Linked DNA regions of Homo sapiens: regions 2, 3, 4, 5 and 6 are each linked to region 1. A link is a contact called in ENCODE Hi-C or POLR2A ChIA-PET data. All regions are on one chromosome and are shown on one strand. Each heading gives the region's core, a stretch centred on a gene start or an enhancer-like site at or near the end of the contact. The rest is flanking DNA. Distances are from core to core; before and after follow the strand shown. Region 1 holds the start of KIF3B (kinesin family member 3B). Region 2 has its middle 4.3 kb from the start of MYLK2. Region 3 overlaps MYLK2 (myosin light chain kinase 2). Region 4 holds the start of C20orf203 (chromosome 20 open reading frame 203). Region 5 holds the start of PDRG1 (p53 and DNA damage regulated 1). Region 6 holds the start of NOL4L-DT (NOL4L divergent transcript).

Evidence for each region. A loop is a pair of places that touch in the nucleus more often than their neighbours do. ChIA-PET counts read pairs that join two places held with the same protein, here RNA polymerase II (POLR2A). Pooled maps may share reads with other maps.
Region 2: POLR2A ChIA-PET joins it to region 1 with 13 read pairs in Panc1. The contact joins the enhancer-like site here to the promoter of KIF3B in region 1. POLR2A ChIA-PET finds 5 or more read pairs at or near these places in 4 of 52 experiments (A549, BJ, K562 and 1 more).
Region 3: a map of chondrocyte shows a loop between it and region 1 (2.6-fold over the local background). The contact joins the enhancer-like site here to the promoter of KIF3B in region 1. A Hi-C loop is called at or near these places in 1 of 168 maps with a recorded cell type or tissue (chondrocyte). POLR2A ChIA-PET finds 5 or more read pairs at or near these places in 4 of 52 experiments (A549, BJ, MCF 10A and 1 more).
Region 4: a loop to region 1 is called in a map with no recorded cell type, with 4 times the contacts of the local background. The contact joins the promoter of C20orf203 here to the promoter of KIF3B in region 1. A Hi-C loop is called at or near these places in 4 of 37 single-sample maps with no recorded cell type and 4 of 50 pooled maps. POLR2A ChIA-PET finds 5 or more read pairs at or near these places in 1 of 52 experiments (OCI-LY7).
Region 5: a loop to region 1 is called in a pooled map, with 3 times the contacts of the local background. The contact joins the promoter of PDRG1 here to the promoter of KIF3B in region 1. A Hi-C loop is called at or near these places in 3 of 50 pooled maps. POLR2A ChIA-PET finds 5 or more read pairs at or near these places in 4 of 52 experiments (MCF 10A, OCI-LY7, PC-9 and 1 more).
Region 6: a pooled map shows a loop between it and region 1 (7-fold over the local background). The contact joins the promoter of NOL4L-DT here to the promoter of KIF3B in region 1. A Hi-C loop is called at or near these places in 7 of 50 pooled maps. POLR2A ChIA-PET finds 5 or more read pairs at or near these places in 2 of 52 experiments (T-cell and activated CD4-positive, alpha-beta T cell).

The regions. Positions count from the first base shown.
Region 1 is chr20:32,274,581-32,279,531 of GRCh38, forward strand. It overlaps KIF3B (kinesin family member 3B), which reads left to right and starts at 3,071. Exons shown (of 9, transcript NM_004798.4): 1 at 3,071-3,185. It overlaps LOC124904885 (a long non-coding RNA gene), which reads right to left and starts at 2,963. Exons shown (of 2, transcript XR_007067561.1): 1 at 2,724-2,963; 2 at 839-1,062. RefSeq lists enhancers at 2,827-2,876, 2,923-3,433 and silencers at 3,087-3,246, 3,267-3,446.
Region 2 is chr20:31,812,535-31,817,485 of GRCh38, forward strand. No RefSeq gene overlaps it. Among named protein-coding and RNA genes, the nearest start is that of MYLK2, 4.3 kb to the right of the region's middle. RefSeq lists an enhancer at 3,150-3,952. Within about 2 kb of position 2,882, at least 4 of the 41 ENCODE cell types and tissues checked have a DNase peak (open chromatin) inside an H3K27ac peak, as active enhancers do.
Region 3 is chr20:31,833,379-31,838,329 of GRCh38, forward strand. MYLK2 (myosin light chain kinase 2) reads left to right here. Exons shown (of 13, transcript NM_033118.4): 13 at 339-1,306. The coding sequence ends at 419. Among named protein-coding and RNA genes, the nearest start is that of FOXS1, 9.8 kb to the right of the region's middle. RefSeq lists enhancers at 668-1,298, 3,664-4,511. Within about 2 kb of position 2,958, at least 13 of the 41 ENCODE cell types and tissues checked have a DNase peak (open chromatin) inside an H3K27ac peak, as active enhancers do.
Region 4 is chr20:32,671,387-32,676,337 of GRCh38, forward strand. It overlaps C20orf203 (chromosome 20 open reading frame 203), which reads right to left and starts at 2,555. Exons shown (of 6, transcript NM_182584.4): 1 at 2,246-2,555. RefSeq lists enhancers at 803-1,302, 3,253-3,322, 4,174-4,876.
Region 5 is chr20:31,949,794-31,954,744 of GRCh38, forward strand. PDRG1 (p53 and DNA damage regulated 1) reads right to left here and starts at 2,253. Exons shown (of 5, transcript NM_030815.3): 1 at 2,082-2,253; 2 at 519-594. The coding sequence starts at 2,168.
Region 6 is chr20:32,585,615-32,590,565 of GRCh38, forward strand. It overlaps NOL4L-DT (NOL4L divergent transcript), which reads left to right and starts at 1,865. Exons shown (of 3, transcript NR_034152.1): 1 at 1,865-1,942. RefSeq lists a silencer at 1-101 and an enhancer at 292-371.

The DNA of each region.
Region 1 (4,951 bases), core at 1,821-4,320:
GAAAAATTACTCAGGCATGGTGGTATGCACCTGTAGTCCTAGCTACTCGGGAGGCTGAGGTGGCAGGATCACTTGAAGCTGCAGTGAGCCATGATCATGCCACTGCATTCCAGCCTGTGCAACATAGCACAACACTGTTTCAGGGGAAAAAAAAATAGGAGGGGAGAAAATTATCGAAAAAATAATACAAGAAAATTTCCTAGATTAGAGGGATATAAGTCTCCAGATTGAAAAGGCCCAGCTAACACAAGTGAGGAAAAGCCTCACTGAGGGGAGTCATCATCAAATACAACATTATGGATAAAGATGATAGCCTAAAAGTTTTCAAAGATTAAAAATAAAAAAAGAACAAGACACATATAAAGCAACAGGATTAAGAATGGCATTAGATGTCTTAAATCTGGATACTAGAAACAATAATGCAATGTTTTAAAAATTCTGAGAGAAATAATTTTCAGCCTAGATTTCTTTTTTTTTTTTTTTTTTGAAATGGAGGCTCCCTCTGTCGCTCAGGCTGGAGTGCAGTGGTGCAATCTTGGCTTACTGCAACCTCTGCCTCCTGGGTTCAAGTGATTATCCTGCCTCAGCCTCCCCGAGTAGCTGGGACTACAGGCATGTGCCACCATGCCCAGCTAATGTTTTTTTTGTATTTTTAGTAGAGACAAGGTTTCAGCATGTTGGCCAGGCTGGTCTCAAACACTTGACCTCAGGTGATCTGCCTGCCTCGACCTCCCAAAGTGCTGGGATTACAGGCATAAGACATGGCGCCTGGCCTTCAGCCTAGATTTCTATACCCTGCTAAACTATTAATCAAGTGTGAAAACAGTATAAATGCATATTTAGACATACAAGGACTAAATATATTTGCTTCTTTGCAACCTTTCTCAGGAATCTACAGAAAGATGTGCTGCACAGAGATGACAGAGTAAATCCACAATCTAGAAGTTTGAGACACAAGGTCCAGGGCACAGGGAATCCCAACCAGGTGTAGGATATAGGAAAGTTCAGTATGACAGCTGTGCAGTAGGCCTGGAGAGCACTGGTCCAGATCAGAGCTGAAGCCTTCAGGAGAAAAAAACAAAAGAGAACTCATGAACTTTTTTTTTTTTTTTAAGTTGTTGTTGTTTTTGTGAGATGGAGTTTTGCTCTTGTCACCCAAGCTAGAGTGCAATAGGGTTATTTCGGGTCACTGCAACCTCCACCTCCTAGGTTCAAGCAATTCTCCTGCCTCAGCCTCCAAAGTAGTGGGGATTACAGGTGCCTGCCACCACTCCTGGCTGATTTTTGTATTTTTAGTAGAGACGTGGTTTCTCCATGTTGGCCAGGCTGGTCTTGAACTCCTGACCTCAGGGTGATCTGCCTGCCTCAGCCTCCCAAGGTGCTGGGATTATGGGCATGAGCCACCATGCCTAGCCGAATTGTTATGTTACACATCTGGAAAAATCACTGCTGATTATTTTGTCTAATTTATTAACCACATAGGAAAAAATTAACAATATCTGCAAAGAAAGCTAATGAAAGGGGGGAAAAAATGAGGCAATTATTAGCTTCAGGAAATACCAAAAGAGGCTGGGTGCAGTCTCTTTTGGTATTTCCTTTATTATTTTATTTAAAAATAAACTTCTTCACTGTAGAGAAAGTGTAAATCAAATTATGTGGGAGTTTTAATGGGCCAGGCCTGAGAATAGCACACATCACATTTAATTGGCCAGAACTTGGTCTGAACTGTAAGGAAGGCTGGGAAATACTGTCTAGTTGTGTGTCCAGGAGCAGGAAGAAATAACGTTTTTGAGAGGAAGTAGCAATATCTGCCACAACAGGCAAAAAGTAGTTGTAGGCAGATGAAGAAGACCATCTCAGGTATTCATTTATTCAAGGAGCAAAACATATTTGTTCAGCAACTACTATTGACTAAGCTTGGTTCCAGGCATGGTGGATACAAGAGTGAACAAATAAAAGACTGCTCTTATGCAGTTTCTATTTAGTGGGGAACAGCAGGTGTAAGTTCCATGGGGGTTGGAACCTGCCCTTCTAGGCCAGTGTGGTTGGAATAGAGTTTTAACGAATTTTGCAGGAAGTAATAAGGACTTCATATTTGATTCTAAGAGCAATGAGACTCCATTAAATCGAGTATTAATCAGAAAGTGGCATGATCTGTTTTATTTATTTATTTATTTATTTATTTATTTTAATCTTTATATCTGAGACGGAGTTTCGCTGTTGTCGCCCAGGCTGGAGTGCAGTGGTGCCATCTCTCTCACTGCAACCCCTGCCTCCCGGGTTCAAGCGATTCTCCTGCCTCAGCCTCCCGAGTAGCTGGGACTACAGGCATGCGCCACCACGCCCGGCTAATTTTTTGTATTTTTATTAGAGACGGGGTTTCGCCATGTTGGCCAAGCTGGTCTCGAACTCCTGACCTCAGGTGATTCACCTGCCTCAGCCTCCCAAAGTGCTGGGATTACAGCGGGAGCCACCGCACCTGGCCGCATGATCTGTTTTAAATAATTACTCTGGCCACCTTATGGAAAATGGATTGTTCGGACAGAGCTGGACAAAAGAATGGAAACAGACCAGATATTTCAGGCAGGCTAGAGATGAGCGTGGCCTGGCCTTGCCTGGGGCGGTTGTGACTGACTGGATTGGGTGAAGGACAGGAAAGCTACAACAAGGGTGCCTATAGGTGTTCGTATTGAGTCACTGGGGGCACCCTAAATGGGAGTTACCTCAGTAGCAGTTTGAGACACCAGTCAGATAATGGATGTGAAAGCTTTTAGAAAGGTTGAACGGCGGCTGAAATCGCGTGTGTTCCATTTACAGATGGGAAACTGAGGCACGAGATACCAGAGGATGGAGTCAGGCCACGTTGTGCGCCACTCTCCCCGCTTAGGTGGGTGAGGAGACCGAGGTGTGTTGGGCCCCCGCTAAACACCAGCACCGACCTGAGCCCCGCCCAGACCCCTCCAGCCGGCTTTCCCTGTCCTCTGCTCGTGTGCCAATAAAGTTATTGAAATTGACACCGGTTGCTAAGGAAGTGGGTCGCCGAGCCAGGTTGCTAAGGAAGTGAGCGGCCACTGTCTCTCCCCATCCGGGGCAGCGGGGAATGGCTGAGCCAGGGGTTCGCCGCCCCCGCCGCCGCCGCCGCCGCCGCCGCCGCCGCCGCCGCCCGCTTTCGGCTCGGGCCTCAGGTGAGTCGGAGGGGCCGGGCGCCCACCGAGCAGGGCTAATCCTGTGGCCGCCTGGGGTTTTCCCTGCGACCTGCGCCCGCGCCTCTGCCTGGCTTTGCTGTCCCGCGAGCCGGAGCATCCTCTGCCCTGCCTCCTAGGCATCCTTTGGTAGTCCGGACGGCCTTGCCCCTCCTTCCCCTGGCAGGGTCGCGGCCCGACCCCCAGACACGGCCACCTTGGGTCGCAGCCCACCTGGGGGCCCTGAGGCGGTGGTCAGGGCCCCAGTTTGGGAGGAGGGCGGGGAAGCGAGAGCCTGGGGTCCGAACCTCGGCGCTGTGCTGGGCTTGCTGTGTGACCTTGGGCAAGTCTTTTCACCTCCCTGGCCTTAGCTGACCTGTTTATTCAATGGGGTCCTAACATTGCTGCTCAGAGTGGTAAAGATAATGAGAAGTGTATGTGAAAGTGCCCTAAATGGGGAGAGGGAGAATTCTTAGGGCACCCTAGATGGGAGACCAAGAGGGCAGTTTGAAGTCTGAGCGAGTTAGAGACGTGGCATTTCCACTTAGTAACTGTGTGGCCCTGGGCAAGTTAATTTCTCTGAGTCTTCTTTTCCTTATCTGTGAAATGAGGTAATAGACTACTGTGGAAATCAGTGAGACTGGGTATGTCAAGTAGCTTGGCACATAGTAAGTGCTCAACCAGCTATTATGAGGCGTCCAGGGTAGGAGGGCAAGACTTCCAGGAGGAGATGACTTTGGGACAGGTAAGGTGTAGGTGTGTAGAGTGCCAGCTCATATGGGTAGTCCTACTGCAATGCCAACCCCCAACCCCGGTTTTACTTCTCCATTCTGCTCAGAGCAAGGGAGGTACTTCTACAAGTAGTCCTGGGAAACTCTTTGAGGTCAACCCCTTGTAGATAGCTGGGGTCATGGTCTCATTTTCTACCTGGGCTTCGTTGACCCTTCCAGAAGAAAAAAGGCATCTTTGTGTCCTTTGGGAAGTGCTTAAAGCAGTAATAACTATTTACAAGCATATGATTAAGAAGCACTTTACCAGGCATATTATTTCATTTAATCTTTATGTAGACTTTGCCAGGTGCCTGGTGATGTCATCCTCATTTTGCCGATGAGGAAACTGAGGTTCAGAAAAGTAAAGGGAAGGACCTGCTTAAGAATCCTTTTTTTTTTTTTTTTTTTTGAGACAGAGTCTTAGTCTGTTGCCCAGGCTGGAGTGCAGTGGCGCGATCTCAGCTCACTGCAACCTCCGCCTCGTGTGTTCAAGCGATTCTCCTGCCTCAGCCTCCCGAGTAGCTGGGACTACAGATGTTCACCACCTCGTCCACTAATTTTTGTAGTTTTAGTAGAGACAAGGTTTCACCATGTTGGCCTGGCTGGTCTCGAACTCCTGGCCTCAAGTGATATACCTGCCTCGGCCTCCCAAAGTGCTAGGATTACATGCGTGAGCCACCACACCCAGTCATTGCCTAAGAATCTTGTATCTATTAAGTGATGGAAGTGGACGTGTTTCTAGGTAAATCCTGTATTTTATCCCCCATTCACTGTTGCCTCTGATTTTGCAACAGTTGCTATTATAAGGCCACAGGGGTATTCTTTTGTTACTTTTAACTGGCTAGAAGTTAAAAGGCAAGGAAACAAGATCTCAGGTAAAGCTTTATTTAAATAGATACCACCCAAAGTGAGGATCTCAGAAAATAGTTGGAATCTTTTTTTTTTTTTTTGAGACGGAGTTTTGCTGTTGTTGCCCAGGCTGGAGTGCAATGGTGCCAT
Region 2 (4,951 bases), core at 1,632-4,131, 460 kb before region 1:
GCCTGGGGTACCCTCCTGCTACTTGATCCTATAGGGAGGTGTCCAGTGGCTGTGGGCAATTTTCAGATGACCTTGTTCGTCTGACGTCATTAGATCGCTATTTTTGGCTTTGCTGTTTATGCTGCAGAAGTTGGGCTGGAATGGGAGAGGAGGAATGAAGGAGGGGCTGCTCTTGGTTTCCCATTGTTCCAGGGTCCTACCAAGTAGGTGCATTTATTCTTCCACATTTACAGAGCACCTACTGAATGTCAGGCCCTAGGGCAACCAAACTGATTCTTCACTCACTTATGAATTTATTTTTCAATGGGCATTGCTTTGTGGTACGGAGTAGTAATTAAATGTGAGGGCTCTGGAGCAAGAGAGTTTGGATTTAAATTCCAGCCCGCCATTTACTACCTCTGAAACTCCTCTGTGCCTCAGTTTCCTTTTGGAAATGGGAGTGATTATAGTATCTACCTCATAAGGTTGCTCTGAAGATTAAAAGAGTTAATATCTCTGTCTGACACATTGTAAATACACAATGAACGTTAGTGGCTATTACTACTAACCACAACAGCACCACGTATTGTACTAGGTACTTGGGATATGAAATTGAATGTGATGTAGTCTGCATCTGTTTTGCACTGGCATCTGGACTCCAAGGGTCTCAGATATTGGGATGGGGTACCCAGTCAACACCGTCAGAAAGAATACCTGCTGTGTGTACTATTTTTCCTACCTTATGTTGGAGGGCATTCAAGGGAAACAGAAATTGAAGTTTCTGGCTGGGCGCAGTGGCTCACGCCTATAATCCTAGCACTTTGGGATTATAGGGAGGCCAAGGTGGGTGGATTGCTTGAGGTCAGGAGTTTGAGAGCAGCCTGGCCAAAATGGTGAAACCCTGTTTCTACTAAAAATGCAAAAAATTAGCTGAGCATGGTAGTGTACAACTGTAATCCCAGCTACTCAGGAGGCTGAGGCAGAAGAATCACTTGAACCCAGGAGGTGGAGGTTGCAGTGAGCAGAGATTGCACGACTGTACTCCAGCCTGGGTAAAAGAGCAAGACTCCGGCTCAAAAAAAAAAAAAAAAAAAGAAACATACAAAAAAGAAAATGAAGTTCCTGTCCTAGGAAAGCCTTAGATCAGTGGCTCTTCACCCTGCCACACATCAGAATCTTTTGGAGAGATTTTTAAAAATACCAACATTCTGGGCCCCACTCCAAATGTTCTTAATTGGTCTGAGCTGAGGAGGGGCTCAGACTTCAAGAGTTGTAGAAACTCTCCAGGTGTTTTCAGTGTGCATCAGGGTTGAGAAGTGTGGCCCTGGGTTATAGGGATATGAATCCTGGAAGCTCTCCACTGACTGCACCAGGGTGACTGTCAGGACAGTGCCTCAAATCTGTTCCCTCTTCCAAGGCTCTCAGGATGCTTTCTAGAGAGCTGGCTCTCTGACTTGGTGGTTCTTGAACTTGGATGTGCATGAAAAATCACCTGAAATGCTGGTTTATAGACATTTCTGGGGCCTCATTCCAAGGAAGCTCCATTTTATTTTTTATTTTATTTTTATTTTTGAGACTTAGTCTTGCTCTATTGCCCAGGCTGGAGTGCAGTGGCATAAGCTTGGCTCACTGCAACCTCTGCTTCCTGGGTTCAAGTGATTTTCATGCCTCAGCCTCCCGAGTAGCTGGGATTACAGGTGCTCACCACCATGCCCGGCTAATTTTTATATTTTTAGTAGAGATGGTGTTTCATCATGTTGGCCAGGCTGGGCTTGAACTCCTGATCTCAAGTGATCCGCCTGCCTTGTCCTCCGAAAGTGCTGAGATTACAGGCATGAGCCACTTCGCCCAGCCAGGAGGCTTCATTTTAAACCAACTCTGGGGCTTAGTTACTGAGAAAGCCTTGCAGTAGCTGAATTGCGAGTTCTCTGAGGCCCTGAGCCAAGAAGTCCTTTCATGGTGTTTTATAGCTCTTACCATTTTCTCTCTGAAGAAATCTGTGTCCACGTTGATATATTTGGAATTACTTATTGATCTGATTAAGAGTTACAAGTCATTTCCAAAAAAGTTGGAAAATCTAGATGAATAAAGAATAAAAATAATCTCTATTTCTACGCCTGTAAATATGTCCATTTATATCCCTCCAGCCATCTTCTTTGTAAATATTTTGAACAAAAAGGATCCCGCTCTATGGCTGATTTTTATTTAATTTATTTATTGAGACAGGGGCCCACCCTGTCACCCAGGCCATAGTGCAGTGACACAATCATGGCTCACTGCAGCCTCAACCTCCTGGTGTCAAGCAATCCTTCTACCTCAGCCTCCTGAGTAGCTTGGGACCACAGGTGTGCACTGCCACGCCTGGCGAATTTTTAAATTTTTTTGCAGAGATGGGGTCTCACCATGTTGCGCAGGCTGGTCGTGAACTCCTGGGCTCAAGTGATCCTCCAGCCTCGGCCTCTTAACATGCTAGGATTACAGGCATGGTTGATTTTTATAGTCTTTTTTCACCTAAAATGTAATATGCAGTGATTCTATAGCTCTCCCCCAATTTCATCTCTGTGTCCTGAAAGTGACCAGTTTAGTCCTTGTCACAGTAGAGCCCCCAGTAATTAATCTTAGCAATAAAATTCTATAACTGTGGGATGGAACAGTGTGTCAATTGCGTTTTCGGAGAAACCTATGTCCAATTTGCACACAGAACGCCCACAGACCTCTGCTTACTAGCTTGGCTGGAAGGACAGGGTCTGCTGTAAGGACAGCAACCTTACCTAGGGCTTTTCCAGAGGCCTGAGAGGTCCTGCCAAGGCCCTGGGCTCAGGGGTCCAAGGTGGGAGAGGGCGAGAGAAAACAACGTGCTAATGCAGCCTTGAGTGGCTCTCAAACAGGAGCAGAGGGAAGGCTGTGAGGGGAGTTGGCTGCTCTCTTTGGAGTCAGAAAGGTTGTTGCTCAACTCTTTGGATTTTCCATCACAGCTGGGCAGGGAGAGGGTCAGACTGGGCATGACTTCTCCGAACAGGTCCTTTTAAAGCCTCTTGGCTGAACTGATTTCCTCTCCAGAGCCAAGGAAGCAGTGCCTGGGTGAAGTTAACCCCTTCACCCCCAACACATTCTTCCAGAGCTAGGTGAGCCTGGAAGCCTAGGCTCCTGGAAGGCAGAGCTACACAGGGCAAGAGGCCTAAGGAGCCGTGAACTCTGGCTGGAGAAACCTTCCCTCTGGCCTTGTTAAATCCAACAGGCATAATTGCATCCTGCTGACCTTAATTCCCCTGGCGGGTTTAATTGGTCTTGGCATTGCCCCACTTCCTGTCCTGCCCCTGTAGAGGCAAAGAGGGTGTCTGCACAGCTGGTGCAGGGCGGGGAAGCCCCTTCTTGAGGGTGGGCAGGGGCTCTGGCAGCCCCTAGGTGGGTGGAGGAAGTTTCCCCGTGCCCCACCCCTGTGCCTCCAAGGGAGTGCTGAGAAGCTTGGGGACTCCCAGGGAGCAGCTGGCTGGAGCAGGCAGTCCCGTAGATTCGGAACCAGGCCAGACTCTCATCCCAGTGGGAGGCACTGCAGGGGAGCTGGCGGGAACAGATGAACCCTCTACCTGGGGTGTCCACGACATTATCAGGCCCCCACAGTGCTGTAGGTACTGTGCCATTGGGCACTCTTTACATGTGTGCTGGCTAAATGCTCGCAGCCATGCTGTGAGAGGGAGGCAATGGGGCAGAGCAGTTATGAGCAGAGCCTTGGGTTAGATGGGTCCAATCCCAACTCTATGACTTTGCCCTGTGACTCAGTTTTCCTGTCACATCTGTGAAATGGGGATTAAAGAGCTGACATTTATACAGCACTCGCTATGCTCACACTCACTGTTGTAATGCTTTATCTACCTCCTGGGAGGCAGATGCTCTCCTTACGGATGAGGAAACAGGTGAAGACATTGTTCCAAGCTCACAGTTACTGGTCGCAGCGCTTCATTGACAGATCTCCTAATCACTGCATGGTAGGGAGTTGTAAGACTCGAAGGAAGGATACTCATGAAGCTGCTTACCCCAGGGCCTGGTCCATTTTAGAAAGAGTTCAATAAGAGTAATTATTTGGGAATAATAATTATAACAAAAGTAGCACTAATGCCCCTGAAGTTGTCCCAGGCTGGATTTTGGTCTCATTGGGAGGTGGCTCTGGATTTGAATGTGGGTAGTTTGAAGCCATTCACTAGCTGAGTGACTGTGGGGACAAGCCACTTCCCTCTGTGAGCATCAGTTTCCACACCTTTAAAATGGTGTAACATTGGCCCCTACAGTCCCTTCTGAGGATCCAGGGAGCTGGATCTTTGGCATAGTCTGGCCTGGCCGTTGGTGGGCACTCAATAAATGACTGGTATTGATAACCACAATAATAACAAGGAGATGCCAGCAAGGTCCAGCATAGGGAGGTAACAAACTCCAGTCTGGAGCCTTCTGGTTAATCAGTTATTTACTCATCAGACACTGATGGGCAAGTCCACTCTGTGCTGGGGATGTGTTTAGCCCCTGGCCTTCAGGGGGCTCCCAGACAGTGTCAACCAATGGTGGGATCAGCTGGGGCACTGTGGGGAGGCCAGAAGCAGGGGACCCAACATTCCAAATTAAACTAAAACATGCTCTGGGCCAGATAGAGGGCCAGGAGGTCCTAATGATCCGCATTAGGACAGGAAACATTTCAACCTTTTGAATGCTGCAAGATCCACAAAGGGGTTACTCAGCAGGGAGAAGGGGGCAAGGCACAGGCTGGGACATTTTAGGAAGGGAAGAGGGCTTTGGAGTTTGAAGAACGACATTCCAAGCTCAACTCCCTTCCTTGCTGAGTGACTTTGGGCAAGCTACTGATTCCTTTAACTCTCCTCGTCCTCATGCAGAAAATGAGATGAGCGCTCCCCACAGAGTTATCATCAAGATGATGCTTAAAGGCAAGATGGCTAAAACGAATGACAGGTGCTCAGCAAGTGGA
Region 3 (4,951 bases), core at 1,708-4,207, 440 kb before region 1:
GGAGGTAAGGAATGAAGTTAGAGAGGAAGAGGGGGACAGGAGTTGGAGGGACTCATCGGCCATGGCAAGGGGTTTATCTTTTACTTGGAGCAAAACTGGAGCCATGGGAGTGTTTGGAGCAGAGCGGTCCTTGGTTCAGGTCTGGCTGACCTATCCGTTGAGTGAGGGGACTCCTGGACAATACAGTGTCATGGCGCCTCCCGTGGCCATTTTGGGCACTGCACCTTCTCTAGCCTGTGACCCTCCTGGACTGAAGGGGACTTACAGGCTGCTCAGACACCCTGCAGCTGCCCCCCTGCCCTGGTGTTGACTGGGACTCCCTCTCTTCTGCCCTCTAGAAAAACTTCATTGCTGTCAGCGCTGCCAACCGCTTCAAGAAGATCAGCAGCTCGGGGGCACTGATGGCTCTGGGGGTCTGAGCCCTGGGCGCAGCTGAAGCCTGGACGCAGCCACACAGTGGCCGGGGCTGAAGCCACACAGCCCAGAAGGCCAGAAAAGGCAGCCAGATCCCCAGGGCAGCCTCGTTAGGACAAGGCTGTGCCAGGCTGGGAGGCTCGGGGCTCCCCACGCCCCCATGCAGTGACCGCTTCCCCGATGTGAGCCGCCTCGGAGTGTGGCCTGGATCCATCCTGCTAGCACCTCCCCAGACAGGGCTCCAGCCTGTCGGCCACACCCCAGACTCCAGGCCCCCGTTGAAGCCGCTCCCGGTTCCCTCCCCAGCTCCTCGTCTTTGAACTGCCGCCGCCGTGGTGACCCCTGCTTTGCCCCACTGGGAGAGTCCTTAGCCTGGGCCTCCTCCTAGCTGGAGTGCCATGGCTGGGGGGTCTCAGCATGTAGGGCTTCTGTGGTTGTGGATGGGAGGCTCCTGGTGGGGCAGAAAGGCTGCAACGCTGATTCCTAAGGCCCAGCTGCCAGGGAAGACAGAGCAGGCTTTGTGAGAGAGGACCTCCATGCCCCCGCCACCTCCCCACTCCAGCAGATAAGGCCGAGCCCACACCATCTGGCCCAGGCTGGCCCCCACCCACCTTCCTTGCGACCACCAACACACAGGAACTCTGTGTGAGAGAGAGGGCGCCCAGCCCAGGCCTGGTGGAGGGGGAGGGGAGAAGCCAAGGGACACAGGAGACCACCCCCGAGCTTGCCTCAGGGCCAAGCCGGCCCAACCCAACCACTCGGGGCCCCCATCTTGGGGGTCACCCATGGCCTCAGATGATGGGGTCAGCAGGCCCAGGAGAATTAGGAAGGCCATGGGGCAGCCTCCAGTCTGCTCTCAGCTTGTGCCTTGTAAATAAATGTACAGGTTGGATGTGGCCTCCTTCCCTCTGTGTGTGCCTGCACTGGTGTGAGGTCGCTGATGACCACAGTTCACTGAGCACCTACTGTGTACCGGACACTTTAGCAATATCCGTCAGCTCACAGTTTGGTGGTTCATGCAGGCTCAGGTGCCAGTCTGCCCAGCACATGATGTGGGCAGGTGGCTTCTGCACGTTGTGCCTCAGTATCCTCACCTGTGAGAGGGAGGTCGCAGCAACAGCCTACACCGGGTGTGTGATTACTGCGTGCCCAGCTTTACTTAAAGCGCCTGTGCTGTGTTAACTCATTTACTCCTCACAGCAAAGTTACGAGGCAGGATTGATTGGTTGATTGATTGATTTATGATGGAGTCTCACTCTGTCGTCCAGGCTGGAGTACAGTGGTGTGATCTATGCTCACTGCACGCAACCTCCGCCTCCCGGCTTCAGGTGATTCTCATGAGGCAGGTATTATTATTCCTGTTTTACAGAGGGAGAAACTGAGCCAGAGAGAGTGGGCAGCGCTAGGATCTACCTCATAGGGTGGGGCCATGGCTGCAGCATCAGTCAGACTGAGGTAAGGCACTTAGGGCTGTGCTCGGCCCAGGGAACGATAATGTTCTTATCCTTACTCCACATATGAAGAAACTGAGGCTCAGAGGAGAGAAGGAACTTGAATGCCACTCAACAAGTCAGGGACTGGGGCTTGAAAGGAGCTTTTCTGTCTCCCAGAGCAAGGATGTGCCCATGCGTTCCCTCTGCCTCTCACCAGGACAGGGTGTAAGCAGAGAGTCCGGTCTCCAGGTGGAGGCCAGGTCTGGCAGGCCTGCGATGCCTTTGCTGGGTCTACAATGAGGGCCTCAGGGGAGAGGACTGTTCTCTGATTTTTCCCAGTGGCCACGGCCACCTCACCACAAGCCAGCAGTGAGGGGCAGGGGAGGCTCCATCTGGGGGCAGCCCAGAGGGCAAGAGAGCTGAGCCCTGATACAGTGCAGCCTTTCTGGCTGTGAGGACGACTGAGAAGTGGGACTGGCCTGTGGGAACAGAGAGGTTCCAGCAGGAAGAGCAGAGACAGCAGTTAACATGCATCGAGCACCTGCCGGCTGCTGGCCCTGGGCGCCGCATTGTGTTGATGGTCACATCGGCTGCACACGGTGACTCTGCGAGGTGTTGTGTCCATTTCTCAGAGTGTGGAGCCAAGCCTCAGAGAGGTTCAGCCACTTGCTCAGGGCCACATAGTCAGTGGCAGAGCCAGGATTTGTACCCAGATGGTCTGGGCCCAGAGCCCCTGCTCTTCACCACTGCCTGCCTCCTGAGAAACCTTAGGCTTGCCCTCGGACAGAAACCTTGACAGTTCATCCCCTCTCTCCTGCCTCCATGAACACTGGTCCTCACTGCGATCCCCGCCCTGCTTGAGCTGGGGAGTTCAGAGTCCGGTTGCAGCAGTATCACTTGGGGTGGTGAATGGGTGACTCTGAAGTCTGAGCCTGACTCACAGTCTGGGGCTTGGGGGTCCTGGGGAACCTGGCTTGGGCTCTTGGCGGGAGGTGCGCTTATAGGCAGGGCCCCTAGGGCTGTGGATTCCTGCCTGCCTGCCCGTCCGCCACCTGCCAGCTGGGCCAGGCCTGTGGTTTCCTCTGAGTGGTTTTCTTGGCCTCGCTGGCCCCCACCCAGGCTGAGCCTCGGCCACACAGCATGTTGATGAGGGATGAGTCACCACCGTGGGGGGAGGGAAGGAAATGAAGTCCAGCCACAGCAGAGATCCAGGGCCTGGATCCAGCTGGGGAAACCGAGGCCAAGATGGGGAAGGTCCCTCATCAGAGACAGTAACAGCTGGAACTAGAACCCAGGACTCCTGACTCCCAGTGCATGCCTCAGTTTCCCCCTCTGTAATATGAAGTTGATAACCTCGGCTCTTTTCTCCTCTGCCACTCCTAGGGCCATTGTGACAGTTGAGAGACGGGATGGGGTGCTCATGCACCATATTTTACAGGTGAAAAAACAGGTTCAGAGAGGGAAAGTGACTTGGCCAAGGCTACACAGCAAATTAACATGTCCTGTGCAAGAAGCCCATTCAGAACCCAGCCCCACCCCTTCCCAGGAGCACACCTTAGAAAGCTCTTTATGGTTCATCAGGTGCTTCCTCTGGGCCTCCCCTTGTCCCCAGAGGCAGAGAGTATAGATTCAATAATGTGGAAGGGGGAATGTGGGTTCAGAGAGACCTTGTTCCCACTGAGGGCCACGGAGCACACTCAGGGCAAAGCTGCAGCCACTGCCCCTGTGGACAGCTGGGTCTGCCTCTCTGCAGGCTTAGGCCCCAGCCCCATTGCTTTCAAGAATGCTCCCATCCCTGGCAGCTACAAGAAAGAAAGATTTTTCACGCTAGGAGCTGCCCTGATGGAGGGCGGGAGACCATAGCTGGTTTGGGACTGCCAAGCTGGACCAGGACTGAGCAAGGGTTCCCAGGGCATCAGTTCTCTGGGTGTCAGGCTGAGCTTCCCTGTCCCTTGCATGGTTTGCTGTGCCCACCACAGGCACCAGGGCCATGGGCCCCTCCTGCTCAGTGTCCATCTCAACGCTGATGCTGTGTTCTTCCCCTGCAAGGCACCTCTGTGCCTGGGCTTCCCCTGAACGGGGTCCTGGGCCCTCTTTGTAAGCTAAGAAGGGTTAATTAACACTGTCAATGGGAGTGCTCCTCCCAGTTGGTCCCAGCCCAGAGAGCTTTCCTCCAAGACCATTTCCTGCCTCAAGGCCTTAGCCAGGCCCACAGTGACCACCCCCCACAGGTCTGGAAGCCACTAAGCCCACATCTGGTTTGGATTACATCAGGGCTGGTGACACTGCCTTTCCCTTTCTGGGTCCAGTGGCCTTGTATTCCACTGGCCACCTTGGACCCAATAAGACAGTGGTAGGTAAAGATTCAGCCAGTGATAGGGCTGCGCCGAGGGCATGGAGGAGCCAGGGCTGTCCTGAAGGATGTGCCCACCTGGACCATCTCCTACCTATGAAGCTGCCTACGCATCTGTTTCTTCCTTCATGTTAATGGGTAATATTTATTGGCCACCAGGCACTATACCAAGTGATTCCCATCAATTAACTTATTTTGTCCCCACCCTATGAGTAGGTATTTTCATTATCAACATTTCACAGATGAGGAAACTGAGGCACAAGGAGTGTATGGACAAGTCCATGGGCTCCCAGCTGATGAATAGGGGAATCAGGATGTGAGGCAGGCCATCTGACTTCCCACACAGCAACCACTTCACAACCATTTGTTGAGCCCAGCTCTGGGCCTGGCCCCCAGCGAGAGCCTGGGGATGAATGAGTCATGGCCCTTGCCCTTGGGGAGCTCACAGCCTCTGGAACCCCAGTGGGAGGATGGGGATCAGGGTGAAGCTGGAAGGAATCTCATGAAACCATGAGAACAGGAAGGAGACACTAACCCCTATTCTCTTCTCTTCAGTGGGAGTCACATCCAAGCTGAGGGCACACAAGGAGCAGGGCTTTTCCAGACAGAGAGTGAGGAGGGTGTTCCAGGCAGAGGGGACTGCTTGCTGTCCAGAGACTTGCAGCTGAGTATAAGCTCATCTTGGAGCAGGCCAGTAGGGCTTTTGCATGAGACGAAGCAGGAAATAGGTCTGGAGAAGTTAGCAGGAGCC
Region 4 (4,951 bases), core at 1,305-3,804, 400 kb after region 1:
GATGAACTTTGATGACTTTATGCTAAATGAAACAAACCAGTCACAGAAGGACAAATAATGCATGATTCCATTTATATGAGGAATCCAAAGAAGAAACAGAAAGTAGAAGAAAGAAAAAAAATAAAGACAAAAAAATTTTAAGTAGAAAAAAGAAAGGGAAAAAATAGTAGAATGGGCCAGGCACAGTGGCTCACGCCTATAATCCCAGCACTTTGGGAGGCCGAGGTGGGCAAATCACCTCAGGTCAGTTTGAGACCAGCCCGACCAACATGGAGAAACCCTGTCTCTACTAAAAATACAAAATTAGCCGGGCGTGGTGGCGCACACCTATAATCCCAGCTACTCGGGAGGCTGAGGCAGGAGAATTGCTTGAACCCAGGAGTTGGAGGTTAAGGTGAGCCGAGATCGTGCCATTGCACTCCAGCCTGGGCAACAAGAGTGAAACTCTGTCTCCAAAAAAAAAAAAAAAAAAAAAAAATAGTAGAATGGGGGTTGGGTTGCCAGGGGCTGAGGGGGAGTGGGGAACAGAGAGTTGCTGTTCAATGGGTATAGAGTTTCAGTCACACAGATAAAAATGTCCGGAGGTCTTCTGCACAACATTGTGGTTATAGTTAACAATACTGTAGCGTGCACTTAAAAATTTAAGAGGAGCCGGGGCAGTGGCTCACGCCTGTAATCCCAGCACTCCGGGAGGCCAAGGCAGGCGGATCACAAGGTCAGGAGTTCGAGACCAGCCTGACCAACACAGTGAAACCCCATCTCTACTAATAATACAAAAAATTAGCTGGGCATGGTGGTGGGCGCCCAGTAGCTATTACAGTAGCTAGCTGTAATCCTAGCTACTTGGGAGGCTGAGGCAGGAGAATCGCTTGAACCCAGGAGATGGAGGTTGCAGTGAGCCGAGATCCCACCACTGCACACCAGCCCAGGTGACAATGCAAGACTCTGTCTCAAAAAAATAAAATAAAATAAAATAAATACACACACATAAAATATATTACATATATATTATACATACATACATACATACATATGTATTAGCTGGGTGTGGTGGCGCATGCCTGTAGTCCTAGCTACTCAAGAGGCTGAGGCAGGAGGACTGCTTGAGCCTAGAAGGTCAAGGTTACAATGAGCTATGATTGCATCATTACACTTCAGTCTGGGTGACAGAGCAAGACAATATCTCCAAAAAAAAAAAAATACTTCTTCAATTTAAATAGCTTTAGTTTTGTGGGAAAAACCAAGAACCACAGTGTGCCTGTCTCTATTTCTTGCTCTTGTTCCCTTTTATTCCCTCCTGAATTTCTCACCACACCAGGCCTTTTTGTTCTGGGACTCTTCCTCCTCTACCCTCCCCACTCCCTCCCCTGCCTCCCCCAAGCTCACAGCATTTCACACAGTTCCAGAAAAGTGCTTCTCTCCCTGACTGCCACCTGGCCCTGCTGTCTTCCCACAGGGCTGTGGGCTCCGGCAGCAGAGACCTTTTCCTACTCCCTGTGCCCCTGCATCTAAACAGACCCAGCATAGGAGAGGGGCCTGGTGAAGATGGCTGGTAGGAAGGCACTAGACTCGGGCTTTGAGAGCCAGAAGGCCTCAGGGAGTGAAGAATATGGGACTGGCAGGATCTAGGGGCTGAAATGAGTGGCCATAAAAGAAGCCCCCTCAAGACCCAAGACTCCTTGGTAGTAAGGGCTGGGCATCTCTCTGTGTCCCACCTCACACCCTGGGGCGGGTGAGGAGAGGAAGTGGAGGGGTTGCAGGGTTGGGGGAACAAGCGACAAGCCCGCCCTCCTGAGGAGCCCCAGGGCTGGTACAAACGGCAGGAAGAGGCTGAGCTGGGCCCCTGGAGCCACAGAGGCAGGAGGGAGTGAAGAGGCCCTGTGGCTGCCATGGGGGACAGTCCAGCAGCCTCCTCCTGCTCCCCTCAAGACTGGCCGGAGGTGTCTCAGCCCCCGTAGCCAACCACAGAGAGAGCACAGGGCGGAAGTGGCTGGCGCCTCAGCCATAGCTGCCGGAGATGGGCTCAACGGCCACACGGTCCCCACATTCGGGGAGCCTCACCGCAGCCCCGTGGGCACAGAGACCCAGGTGGAGCTCCAAGGGACACATGAGGCACAGGGAGTCTAGGGCAGCAGCTTCAAAACCACACACTGGTCTTTCTGCTGGCTTTTTTGGTCACCATCCCCTGCTTAAAACCCCAGGGTCACCCCACACTTTCAGCACAGACAGGCTGCATTCCACCCACCTGCAGGCTCCTCTGCCCGGCATTCATCTGTGCCACCTGCCCCGGCCATTTGGCTCCGACTGCAATGACACGTTTGTCTGGGAGATTCTTCAAGGGCACATAAAACATATCTGCCTTTGCTCACTGTGATGTCTCCGACGCAAAGCAGAGAGCCCGCCAGCGTAGCCACTCAGAGCTGAGTGGTGGTGGAATGAGTGAAAAGGCTGCAGCTGGAAGGGCTGGGAGGCGGGGGGCAGAGTGGGGGCAGCCAAGGGTTTTGGGGATCACACAGGCTTGGGAAGAAAAGTCAGCTCAGACCCACTGGCTATGTGACCTGGCCCTGCAGGTCCAACTGTCAATGGGTCTAACCCCGCCCACCTCAATGATCTGTGAGAGCTGAGCGGGGGAGACACTGTTCAGAAAAGACTGGGTCCCTGAAACTGTTGTTGTCGTTTAATCCAGCCATTTTTTTTAAGTTTGTTTAAGAGACAGGGGTCTCCCTATATTTCCCAGGCTAGTCTTGAACTCCTGAGCTCAAGCAATCCTCCCACCCTGGCCTCCCAAAGTGCTGGGATTACAGGCGTGAGCCACCGTGAGCTTGGCCCCAGCTCTTTCATTTATGGACAGGACATTTCAGGAGAGGGATCCATCCAGTCTCATCTTGGTGTTTAATATTTAAATGCACCAAAAATGGGGTGCCAATTGGTGCCAACTTTTTGGAAAGAGACTTTGATGTAATCTGCCTAAAAGTAAAATGCTCATGTTCAGCAACTCAGCCCTTCAGCTTCTAGGAATTTTGTTCTGCAGGGAAAAAAAAATGCTGTATTTGTATTATTAATATTGTTACTGGGTGGCAGGGGGAGGAAAGTATTCAGTGTTTTCAGAACCACCCACCAGGAGGCGCTTTTGCATCAGGGGCCCAATCAGGTTAGCCCAGAGCACCTGGATTTAAGTAGCAAAAACAAATGACAATCTCTAGCCCAATGTCTCAAGAACATTCCAGTCTTTTACTTCATCTCACCCTCGAAACTTCCTTTTTTTTTTTTTAGACAGAGTCTCACTCTGTCACCACGGCTGGAGTGCAGTGGTGCAATCACAGCTCACTGCAGCGTCGACCTCCCAGACTCAAGCAATCCTCCCACCTCAGCTTCCTAGGTAGCTGGGACTAGGTGCACATCACCATGCCTAGCTAATTTTTGTATTATTATTTTTTTTTTTGTAGAGATAGGGATCTTGCCATTTTGCCTAGGCTGGTCTTGAACTCCTGGGCTCAAGCAATCCTCCTGCCTCGGGCCTCCCAGTTCTGGGATTACAGGAGTGAGCCACTGCGCCTGGCCATGACCAAAACTTTTATTAGAGACAGTATCTACTTGCTTGGTGCCCTCTCTGCCCTTCCTCCTAAAGAATCCCCCTTCAAAAGGAAAAAAAGGCCATTCAAATTTGAGAGAGACTCAGGGGTCCAGAGTAAACTAAGTTAAATGAAATCAAACCTGGACCGTGGGCTTCAAGTGTGTTATTAACCCCCTCCCTCCTGTCCTGCTGCATCCTTGGCTCTGCCCTTTCACTTACGTCCACGTCTCTAAACCCAGCCGTTCTTCCTTCTCCCTTGGGTCTCTGTGTCTTCTGTCTGCCTCAGGTGTCCTTCCACACGCTACCCACCCGCCTAGGGAATACTCCTTCTGAGTTCCTGGGCAAACCACCCAGTTCTCCTCCTGAACCCTCCCCCAAAAGGCTCCCTGCACGTTCCATCTCATGAGGGCCAGGCTGTGCCCAGGTGAGGACACTCATCACCTCCACTTTTCCCATCACACTGGTGTGTGGAGCGCCCACCCCACCTGGGATGTAGAGGGATGCTCCTTGCCCAGCAGTGCTTCTCCCTGGGCCTCAGTTTCCCAGTCTAGGGTACCCCCACACCTCTCTCAGCTTGGGCGTGCTGTACTTTACCCCATGTCAGCAGTTCTCATTAAGCTAGTCTTTAAAGGAGGAAAAAATAATTTTAAAAAATCTTCCTTTGTTCTGGCCTCCGGTCTATTTACAATGACAGTTCATGAGGAACTGGGTTCTGAGCGAAAACAAACAAAATGCCTCCATTTTAGAAGGGGTAAGGTCTGGAGGGGAAAGAGGGAGATAGGAAAGAACCTGTGGTGGCCTATCCTCTCCCCGTGACAGGAAGGCCTTTGAACAACACAATTCTGATTGTGCTGTTGCTACCTCATTTCAAATCCTTCCCCCTGCCCCACCCTCCAGAAGCAGCACCTGGCATGGTAGGCAAAGCCCCATCAGCTCTGGCCTGCACGACTGGCGCTCCAGCTTTGGCTGTCCTCCCGCAGCCCTGGGATCCCTAAGCCTAGAATACGCCACGCCCATTCCCCCACCTTCCCCACCAGCCGAATTCCCCTTCCGCTGGGGAGACTCAGGTTGGGGGTCAATCTTCAAGAAGCCTCCCTGTCCAACCCACTGAGGCAGGTGGCCTCAGGGTCAGGGCTCCAGGTTTCCCCCACGCCCACCCCACTAACACACACACACACACACACACACACACACACACACAGCCACCTGGGAATTCCAGGGAGCACAGCTGCGAGGGCAGCAAGGACCACAACAATGCTGACCACAATAGTGGCTCCAGGAAGGCCTGTTCTTGTTCCGGGCGGGAGGCCTAAGGCAGTGATGCTCCCTGGCAGCCTCTGGAAGCCCAGGGGAAGCCAGTTTCTATGTGGGATTCCC
Region 5 (4,951 bases), core at 1,003-3,502, 330 kb before region 1:
CTCCCTTAGCCCCCAAGACCTTTCATTATGGCCTGGTCTCTGTCCCTCTCTCCAGCCATACTTACTCCCCATTTGCTTCCACTGCCACAGCCACTTGGCCTCATCTAAAGTGTCCCATTCTTCTGGATATATATTCTCAACACCCACCCCAAGTCCAATTCCATCTCTGGCTTTCTTACAATTTTCAATTACGCATTTTACGTTGTTTTCCTCATCTGTAAAGCACAAGGGCAGGAACCATCAGTTTTATACACCCCCGGCACTCTCTCAGTGTCTGCCATCGTTGATAAGCCAGGAGCTAACGACCTGTCACTGAAGTGAGCAGGCAAAATCCTGAACCACAGTCTGTGCCAGAACTGCAAAATTTGCTCCCCCATCTCCCCGGACTGTTTCAATTTCCCACAAGGCTGAGTTATACAGCTGTGACCTCCTGCCTGATCTCTATCAGGAACAAGGTAAAGGCCTTAAAGGAAAACGGAACAGGCCTCCAGGGCTGCACTGAGAAAATTTCAACTTACCAGAGAGGCTGAGATCCTTCTGCAGGGCCCTCAGGCCCTCTCGATTCTGATTCCTTTTAGTGTCCAGGTCCACAATCTGAAAACCACAGGGACAGGAGGGAACTCAGCTATCTCTTGCCCCAAGCTGTCACCTCTTGACAGACAAGGGTTGCAGAGGCAATGCATTATTCCTGATTACATTCAACGTCCTGCCTAAAATGGATTGATGTGTGAATGTATTTCTTCTCTCACTCAGCTTCCTGGTCTTAAAGACAATGCTTTGTGCAGCTGCCCTCTCCCCAGAAAAGATGCTGAGAAAACATGTGCTGACTAAATGGGAAATTCTGCATTATCCACTCGAACTTTAGGGCATATCAGAATCACCAGGGGAGTGGAAACCCTTCCCCTACACACTGTGATTAAGCAGGCCTAATGTTTATTTTTGGACAAACTTCTCCAGCTGATTCTGAACTAGTAATATGAGAAACCCAACAATACTAGATTGGAACAGCAGGATTGGGGGCACTGAGACAGTGGTAACAACACAATAGCTACTAAGGAAGTGACGCAGTAGTACAGTATACTGCACGAGTGCTGGTTCTGGATTTGGAATACCCAGGTTCGAATCCTGCTATCTGCCTCAAGCTGTGTAATTTCACCTTCCTATTTACTCCTCCTCAAAATGGAGCTACGGACAGTACCTACCTTACAGGTTATTGAGCCAGCAATTAAATGACTTAACACAGTACCTGGCACATAGTAAGTAGCTGATAAACTTTAACTGCTCTTATTCTCATCCAGCACACCCTGATCCAGTACTTAATTTGACAGGATCTTGCCCAAGTTTTCCCCTTCTCAGTAAATACCTGACCCTTCTAACTGGAGATGAGAGGGAGTCACGACTCCCCCGGCTCCACTACCACGGCCTACTGAGTCTGTCTCCAAAATACATTTCTGACCCCTTCACTTCTCTCCACCACCACTACCTAGTCCAAATCCATCTCTGGTCTGGACCATACCAATGGCCCCTCACCCATCTCCCTGCCTCCGCCCTTGCCCACCTATATTCTGTATTCCACACAGCAGCCAGGGGGGATCCTTTTAAAACCTAAATCCAATTACGTCACCCTCCTTCCCCCAGGAACTCCCCTCAAAAACTTGGCACTTAAAACAAGACACCCCATAAACAGGGCGCCACCTTCCCCCACGTCCCCACCCCTGCCCGGTCACAAGGCCCCCTCAGGCTTCTTTTCGGTTCCAGCTCTCCCCTGAGGGCCTTTACAGGGCGGTGCCCCTAGATCAACCATGGGGCCGGGAAGTGCATTTTGAAACAGGTGCTCAGGGAAACGGCCCAGAGCATGATGGGTCGAGATCCACAGAGCATGGCAAGGGGCAGAGAAAGGATGAAGAGAGAGGAATGTCCAGCATAGCGCAGGCGCTCACTTAGTAGCGGCCGAATATTTATCGGCCCAGGTCTGTCGCCTCGGAGCCGTTAACCGCCTGTCCAGGTCAACTCACTGCGACCCCGCGCGCTTTCCCACGGCGCCGGCCGCCAGGCCCCAGCGCCGCGGAGGGGCCTCTCACCTGCCGCTTGTCCGCCAGCACCTCCTCGGCGAGCTCCTCCACTTCTACAAGGTACCGCAGCACTCGCTCTGCCTCGGGTGATAGCATAGCGCCCACCAACTCCGCTTGCGGCTCTCGCGCGACCCCGGGATCTCCGCTTCGACTCCCGCTGCGCACGCGCCGCTCTCTAGGTGCTTCCGGCGCGCCTGCGCAGTTAAAAGAACGGTGGTGCGCAGGCTCTAACACTAGTGCGCCAGCCGGCTGCGAGAGGCGGGGCCTAGCTTTGGGGGCGGGGCTGGAGCGCCCTCTGCAGGCTCAGAGAGCTCAGTCCTCGGGCTGCCTCTGACCCGTTACTCCCTCGGTTCATGCTTCTTGAGCACTTATTATGTGCCAAGCAGTTTTATGTGCTTAGGATGCAGCAGTGAACACAACAAAATCCCTGCCCTCATGGAACTTCATCCTAGTGGGAAACACCGACAATTAATGGCAAAACAATTATATACCGTGGCAGGTAGTGATTAGGATCTGGGAAATATTATTCTTCCCCTGGCTAAGAAACACCAAGAAGGCCCATGTGGCAGTGTGACTTATGTTTAATCTCTGACACTTTCAGTTTCTAATTTATAAAAAGGGGGTGAATAAAAATCCGCCTCAGTGTCTCTCCACAGGATCGGAAGGAAGCAGGAATCAGCTGGGCGCAGTGGCTCATGCCTGTAATCCCAGTACTTTGGAAGGCCAAAGCGGGGGGATCACTTGAGCCCAGGAGTTCGAGACCAGCTTGGGCAACACAGTAAAACCTCCGTTTCTACTAAAAATACAAAAAAAAAAAATTAGCTGGGTGAGGGGGGGCGCGCCCGTTGGTCCCAGCTACTCAGGAGGCTGAGGCGGGAGGAGCACCTGCATCTGGGGAGTCGAGGCTGCCCTGAGCTATGATGGCACCACTGCACTCCAGCCCGGGTGACAAAACGAGACTCTGTCTCAAAAAACAAAGGAAGCAGTAATCACTTTTAATTCCGTTTAACCAGAGTTCACTTGAGCCCCTGTGTTGGGCCCAATGTCCAGAGTAGCTGGCCTATACATAAGGAAGGGACTTGAAAACTATGGGCAGTAAGCAATGAAGTGCTAGCTCAGAAAAGCAGGTGGGTGTGGGTGGTAGGATTGGGAGGACTTCCCAGAGAAGGCAGGCAGGTGGAAAATGGTTACCATCAGAACCAGAGGGTTCCCACGAGGTCTTCACGCCCAAACTCCTCATTGGATAGCTGGAAAAAACAAACCTCAGAGAGAGGCAAGGCTTTGAAAAGAAGGTGAGGGGTGAGCCATGTGGATGCCTAGGAGAAGAGTGTTCCAGGCAGAGGGAACAGCCAGCGTATGTGGAACAGAATGGGCGGGGGGGAAGCAGGCAGGAGGTCAGAGGGAAGGAGGCATTGAGCCCACATGGCTGTAAAAGGCGCTGGGAAAGGACTTTGAAAGTCTAAAGAGCAGAACCGATATTATCACTCTGATGTCTCGCCTCCCTGATTCCAGCGTTTTATTCTCTCCTTTTGACCTCTTGTAACCAAGCCCCTTCACACCCCTTGCCTTACTTGAGTGTCAAAGCAACCTTTGTATGGATGGGATTATTACTGCCCCATTTCACAGCTGCAGACTGAGGCCAGGAGAAAGGCAGTGCCTCATCACACAGCAAGCCAGGAGTGCCTGGTGTCCATGCCATTTCCGGACCCTGAAAAAACCCTCCCCAAAAATTGTGGCCCCAGAAGCCCCAGCAGCACCTCTATGTTGCCTAGCCATTGGCTGCCTTCAACTACCAGAGGCAGAGCTAATTTTTCCTTCAGCCACCTGGTGTGGGGAAGGAGGGAGATTCATTAAGGATTCCTCACTGAGGGTGAATTTGTCGCCAAACCCAGGATGTTTTGTATAAACACCTTCTGGTTCAGAAATGCAGGCACAGGCCCTGAGAAGGAAAGGGGGATGTTTGCCAAAGCAGAAATGGGGCTCACCAGGCATCCCTCGGCCTGGACCCCAGCACTGCGTCTCCTCCACCTTGGGACCCACAGAGGGCTGGACCAGGTTGACCCTTGACCCCTACCACATGGGCCTGGATGGGGAGAGGCTGAGGGAGGCTCCCACATTAGCAGCTTCTTGGCGGTAACTGGCCTTTAGAGGCCACCCCTGGCCACTGGAAATGTTGGGGAGGGGAATCATAGTCATTTCCAAGACTTTGAAATGGTCAGACCCAGAAAGACTCTCGGAGAGCATTTCAATTTCAGAGCCATTTATTTCACAATTATGTATTGACTTCCCAGGCCCTGTGATAGGGATTCTGCCATGAGCAAAACTGGACATGGTCCCTGCTCTCAGGAATCTCCCAGTCTGGTGAGAGAAACAATCAACATAAAACAAGTAAATATATCATATGTCAGGTGGTAAAAAGTGCTACCAAAAAAATAGCGGCTTGATGTGGGGGCTCACACCTGTAATCCCAATACTTTGGGAGGCCAAAGTGGAGAATCACTTGAACCCAGGAGTTCGAGACCAGCCTGGGAAACATAGCAAGACCCCCATCTCTACCAAAAAAATAAAAATTAAAAAGTTAGCCAGATGTAGTGGTGTGCGGCTGTTGTCTCAGCTACTCAGGAGGCTGAGGTGGGAGGATCACTTGAGCACAGGAGTTCAAGGCTGCAGTGAGCTACAATCGTGCCACTGTAACCCAGCCTGGGTGACAGAGTGAGACCCTTTCTCTAAAAAAGAAAAGAAAAGAAAGAGAGAAAGAAAGAAAAAGAAAGAAAGAAGGAAAGAAAGAAAGAAAGGAAGGAAGGAAGGAAGGAAGGAAGAAAGGAGGGAAGGAAGGAAGGAGAAAAGAAAAGATAAGAAAAGAAAAGATAGCACAGGAC
Region 6 (4,951 bases), core at 615-3,114, 310 kb after region 1:
CTTCGCAGGCCCCGCTCCTCCCGGACGCGGCGGTCCCGCGGGGAGTAGGGCGCAGACCCCAGCCCAGACGCCGACCTCCCGGCCGCCCCGCCCCACTTAGCCAGGCCGGGAAGGTGTAGGGCAGGCTCCCCCTCCCTCGCTCCCGCAAGTGACTTGACCTCTCCCGTGAGCCGAAGCCAGAAGAGCAGTGTTCCCCTGGGGGAACCCCACATCGCCGCCCTTCGGGGCCCCCAAACTTCCTCTCCTTTTGCCTCACCCTGAATTCCCCGAAGTTTGGCCAGCTTTGCCTCTGCTTGCCTGCCCCACTGCTCTGGGACAGGCCCAGGCCCCCTGGGAAGTCGCCTGTGGCCTCAGCCCAATCCCACCTCCGCTTCAGAAAACTCTCAACACATCCACAAACTCATCCTGAGACACCCTGCCTTCCTGAGTGCGCCTTGACCTAGAATCTCTTGCTGAGTAAACTCAGGTAGCCCCACCGCCCCCCTCCTACCTGGGCAGATCTGACCTTGGGTAGAGCTAGCTGGTCCCCTCCCCCTTAATGAAATTACCAACATAAATAAAGGCACAGGCCAATTCCCCAGGATTTCTGTGCCCCTACCCCCCACTTCCTTAACAGGTCATGAGGAATTGCTGCACTTCTCTCCCAGCTGTCCCCGGGGGTCCACCCCATGTCCCCATGACACTCCTGCAGGCAAGTCACCATCCAAGTCCTGAGGCCCAGACTTTGTCTAGTGCAGGACCGTTTCCTGCGTAGGAACTACTGTCTACTCCCATCCCAAAGTCCCCCACCCCAGGACCTACTACGTGCCATGTCCTGGCAACTCTGAGAGGCAGAGGGAATGGCTCCATTTTACAGACGAAGACCTGGGGCTTGGAGAGGTGGCCTGACCTGCTCAAGGTCATGCAGGAAGGAGGGGTGGGTTTCAGCTCATGTGCATCTGGCTGCTGCTGCCATATCACACACAAACTCTTCCCCTTTCACCGCGCTCGGAGAGAGCCCCACGCTGTGTATACCTGGCTCACTTCCCCCAGTAGACAGGGAGCTCCAGATGCTCAGGGCCATATCTGACCCATCCTCATATGCACAGGCCCTAGCACAACACCTGGCACACAGTAGGTGCCAGTAAATGCTGAAAGAACCCTAGAGGTCTCCCAAGCCCCAACCTCTCTCTGCATTTCACATGGGAGATTATTTTTAGATAATTTACATTTCATGTTACTTTATATACACCAACAACTCCACAGTCATTTTTCCTCTTTATCTTCTCAAGAGCTCTTTTTGGATCTATGCTGGTATGCATGCCCGTTTTTAAGAGGTGACCACTCAGAGCGGGGAAGGCACTACCCAAAGGCCAGCCCCAGGGGCGCAGGGGCTTCTGTGATTAAGAAGCTCAGACCCTGACTTTTTCCATGTGTCCCTTGACGGTTATCCTTCCAGCACACTCTTCCTGAGAGCAGAGATGCTCTAGCCTGGCAATGGTAATGATAACTGTGGCAAATATGCCCTGTGCCTGGGTGGTGGGGTCCTTGTGTGAGCCCTGGTCTCTCTGTCCAGTTCCAGGACCCACTTCAATAACCACTAAGCCGGACCACCTCTCCACCCAGGCTGGGTCTTTGCCTGCCTTTCAGAAGCTAAAAACCTGGTTGTCAATCTTGGGCTGAGTTCTGGCACAGCAGAATGTATAGTATAATGAAAAGAACATGGGCTTCGGGTGGAGTCAGATTTGGAAGTGAATCCTGATGATTATTTGGCGTGGCATTCTTCATGCTCACAGGTCCCACTTGGCTACTTCACAATGGAATGAAGCCATCATTCCACCCTTTGCTGGGTAACCTCAGGCAGGTCACTGAGCCCCTACTTCATCATCTGTATAGCGGGACAGGATGTCACAGATGTAGAGATTCAACAGGATGAGAGTGCCTGAGCTGTGACGGGTGCCCAGTAAGTGCCATTTTCTCCCTCATGGGGCCTCGAAGTATTCAAGGAGGAAGACAGGCATTGTTGGCACTTTTTGTGCTTCATTCATTCAACAAACATTTGTTTAGCAGCCATTGTGCAGCAGGGGCTTGGGATATGGTCATGGGATCCCCAAGGTCCCTGCCCTACGGGAGTGCACCAATGGGTATGGAAGATGGCTATTGAACAAACCAGCTATTGATCACAACAGCCCGGGGAATGGGCCACGAAGGAAAGAGAGAGCTGTGATAGCAAATAATGCAAAGAAGGGGCTGCTTTTCTTAGGGGGATCAGGGAAGGCCCCTCTAAGGAGGTAGCATCTGAGCAGTGACTTAAATGACAGGTGCCAAGGCATGCTGTTCCTGCATTCCAGGATGAGGGAAGAGCAAGGGCAAAAGCCCCAAGGTGGAAGGAGATTGGCATTTTCTAGAAGCTGGAAGGTGTCCAGTGTGGTGAGACTGAAGTGAGGGAGGAGGGGTTGGAGGGCAGGAGTCTTGAAGACCCTGGGAAATACTTTGGATGGCATTCCAGCTGCTATGGGAGCTACTGGCGAGTTTTAAACGAGCAGGACTGTGGGGTAGAGAAGAAGTGAGGAGAGGAGGGCAGCTGCAGGGGTCCAGAGGTCTGTGGTCTTGGAGGTCAGAGGCCTGGAGGTGTCCCTACTGTGTGACAGCTCACTGCACCAGGCACGTCCCAGCCTCTTGCCCCAAGGGCTCCTGGGAGAGTGGAACAGCCAAGGAGTGAGAACAGCCTACTGCGGCCCATCCCCACTTTTGCAGAAACAGACCCTGGGTCTTCAGCCTATCCGTGTCACTGGGGTCCTTTAGGAGGGGCATGCTGGGTGGGGTGTGGGGTAAGTCTCCCACAATGCCCAACTCCTGGGGGGATGCAATCACGGTCCCAGGGGGCAGCTGCTCTTTTTTGATTTCCATTCCAGACACCTGCCAAAGGAAAAAGTAGGCTGCCCCATGAATCAAAGGCCAGGAGATCCTCTGCATTTTTAAAAATTTTGAGACAGGGTCTCGCTCTGTCTCCCAGGCTGAGTGCTGTGGTGCAATTGCTGCTCACTGGAGTCTCTACCTCCCAGGCTCAAGTGATCCTCCCACCTCAGCCTCCTCAGTAGCTGGGACCACAGGCATGCACCACCACACGCAGCTATTTTTTTTTTAATTATTTTTTGTAGAGACAGAGTCTCTCTTTGTTGCCCAGGCTGGACTCAAGTGATTCTCCCGCCTTGGGCTCCCAAAGTGCTGGGATTACAGGCATGAGCCACTATGCCCGGCCTCTGGATTTTTTTTTTTTTTTCCACACTTCGTCCAGGTGTCCAAGGGAGACTGGAGTTGAAGCACAGGGAGTCCAAGCCCCCAGGGCTCACGTCCTCTCTGAATACAGATAGTAACGTAATCACTCCTGGGCTCAAGTGATTCTCCCGCCTTGGACTCCCAAAGTGCTGGGATTACAGGCATGAGCCACCATGCCCGGCCTCTGGATTTTTTTTTTTTTCCACACTTCGTCCAGGTGTCCAAGGGAGACTGGAGTTGAAGCACAGGGAGTCCAAGCCCCCAGGGCTCACGTCCACTCTGAATACAGATAGTAATGTAATGGGTCACAAGAGCTTGGTGATGAAGGGTTCTCAGAGTATACAGTCCAAACCCTGCCTCTGATAGATGGGTAAACTGAGTCCCACAGGAGCAAAGAGGCTCAGGGCCGCAGGACAGAACCAGGTACCTGGCCTTTGCCTGATTTGGCCCAGATCACCTGCCTTTCACTGAGCTCTGACCCTGGGCCCAGATGAGCGGGGATGCCTGCAACTTGACAGTGAGGTGGCCCTGACTGTGCCACAGGAAGTTCCAGGCCTGGGGTGGGGCAGAGTGACTCAGGCTCCCACAGAGGCCTGTCCACGCAAGGGCCAGGAAGAGCAGAGAGGCCCCAGAGCCTTGGGGAGAGGTAGTTACCACCACTGGGTGCTGGTGCCCCTTCTATCAAGGGCTTGTGCCACCACCTGCCATCCCCCTATTCTATAGCATCCCCCTGCAGTCTGCCAGCCATGCTGAGCCGCTGCTGTACGCCCACCTCTCTAGAAAGGCCTCCTGACCTCTCAGGTTGGGTCAGGGGCTTTCTCTGGTCACTCATAGAGCCTTGGGCTTTCCCCCTCCCAGCTCTGACCACAGCATTTCACGATGGCCTCATTACCTGTGTCGACCAGTGCCCAGCACAGGAGCTAAGGCTTAAACGTTATTGAATAAATGGATAAATAAGCAACCAACCAACCAAATGAATGAATGAATGAATGAATGGGCTTATCCTCAAAAAGCAGGTGCTAGACTGAAGTCTACAGCATTTTCCACCATGCTACTATGCTTCCTCCATAATCAATCCATCCATCAGCATTTATTGTGCTTCTCCTAACAGGCTCTGCTGTTGAGTGACTGAGTCCCTTAATCTCTCTAAGCCTCAGTGTTCAATGCCGATAAAATGGGAATATTAATAATTATCCCTAACTCACAGGGCTGTCGTGAGAATAAGCACTCAACAAATGCTAGCTCCTATTGTCATTATGCCCATCCATCATTCAGACGTTTATTTGGGCATCTTCTGTATGTCAGCCACCATGCTTGGTGTTTGGAATACAGTAATAAACAAGAGGGACCTGACCCATGAAGCTCAGGGACTAGCTGACTTTCAAAAGATCATGACAGGCCAGGCACAGTGGCTCACCCCTGTAATCCCAGCACTTTGGGAGACCAAGGTGGGTGGATTGCTTGAGCCCAGGAATTCAAGACCAGCCTGGACAAAATGTCCAAACCCCGTGTCTACAAAAAAGTACAAAAAAATTAGCCAGCGGTGGTGGTGTGCACCTGTAGTCCCAGCTACTTGGGAGGCTGAGGTGGAAGGATTGCCTGAGCCCTGGAGGTAGAGGCTACAGTGAGCTATGATTGTGCCACTGCACTCCAGCCTGGGAGACAAAGTGAGACTGTCTCAAAAAAGAAAAAA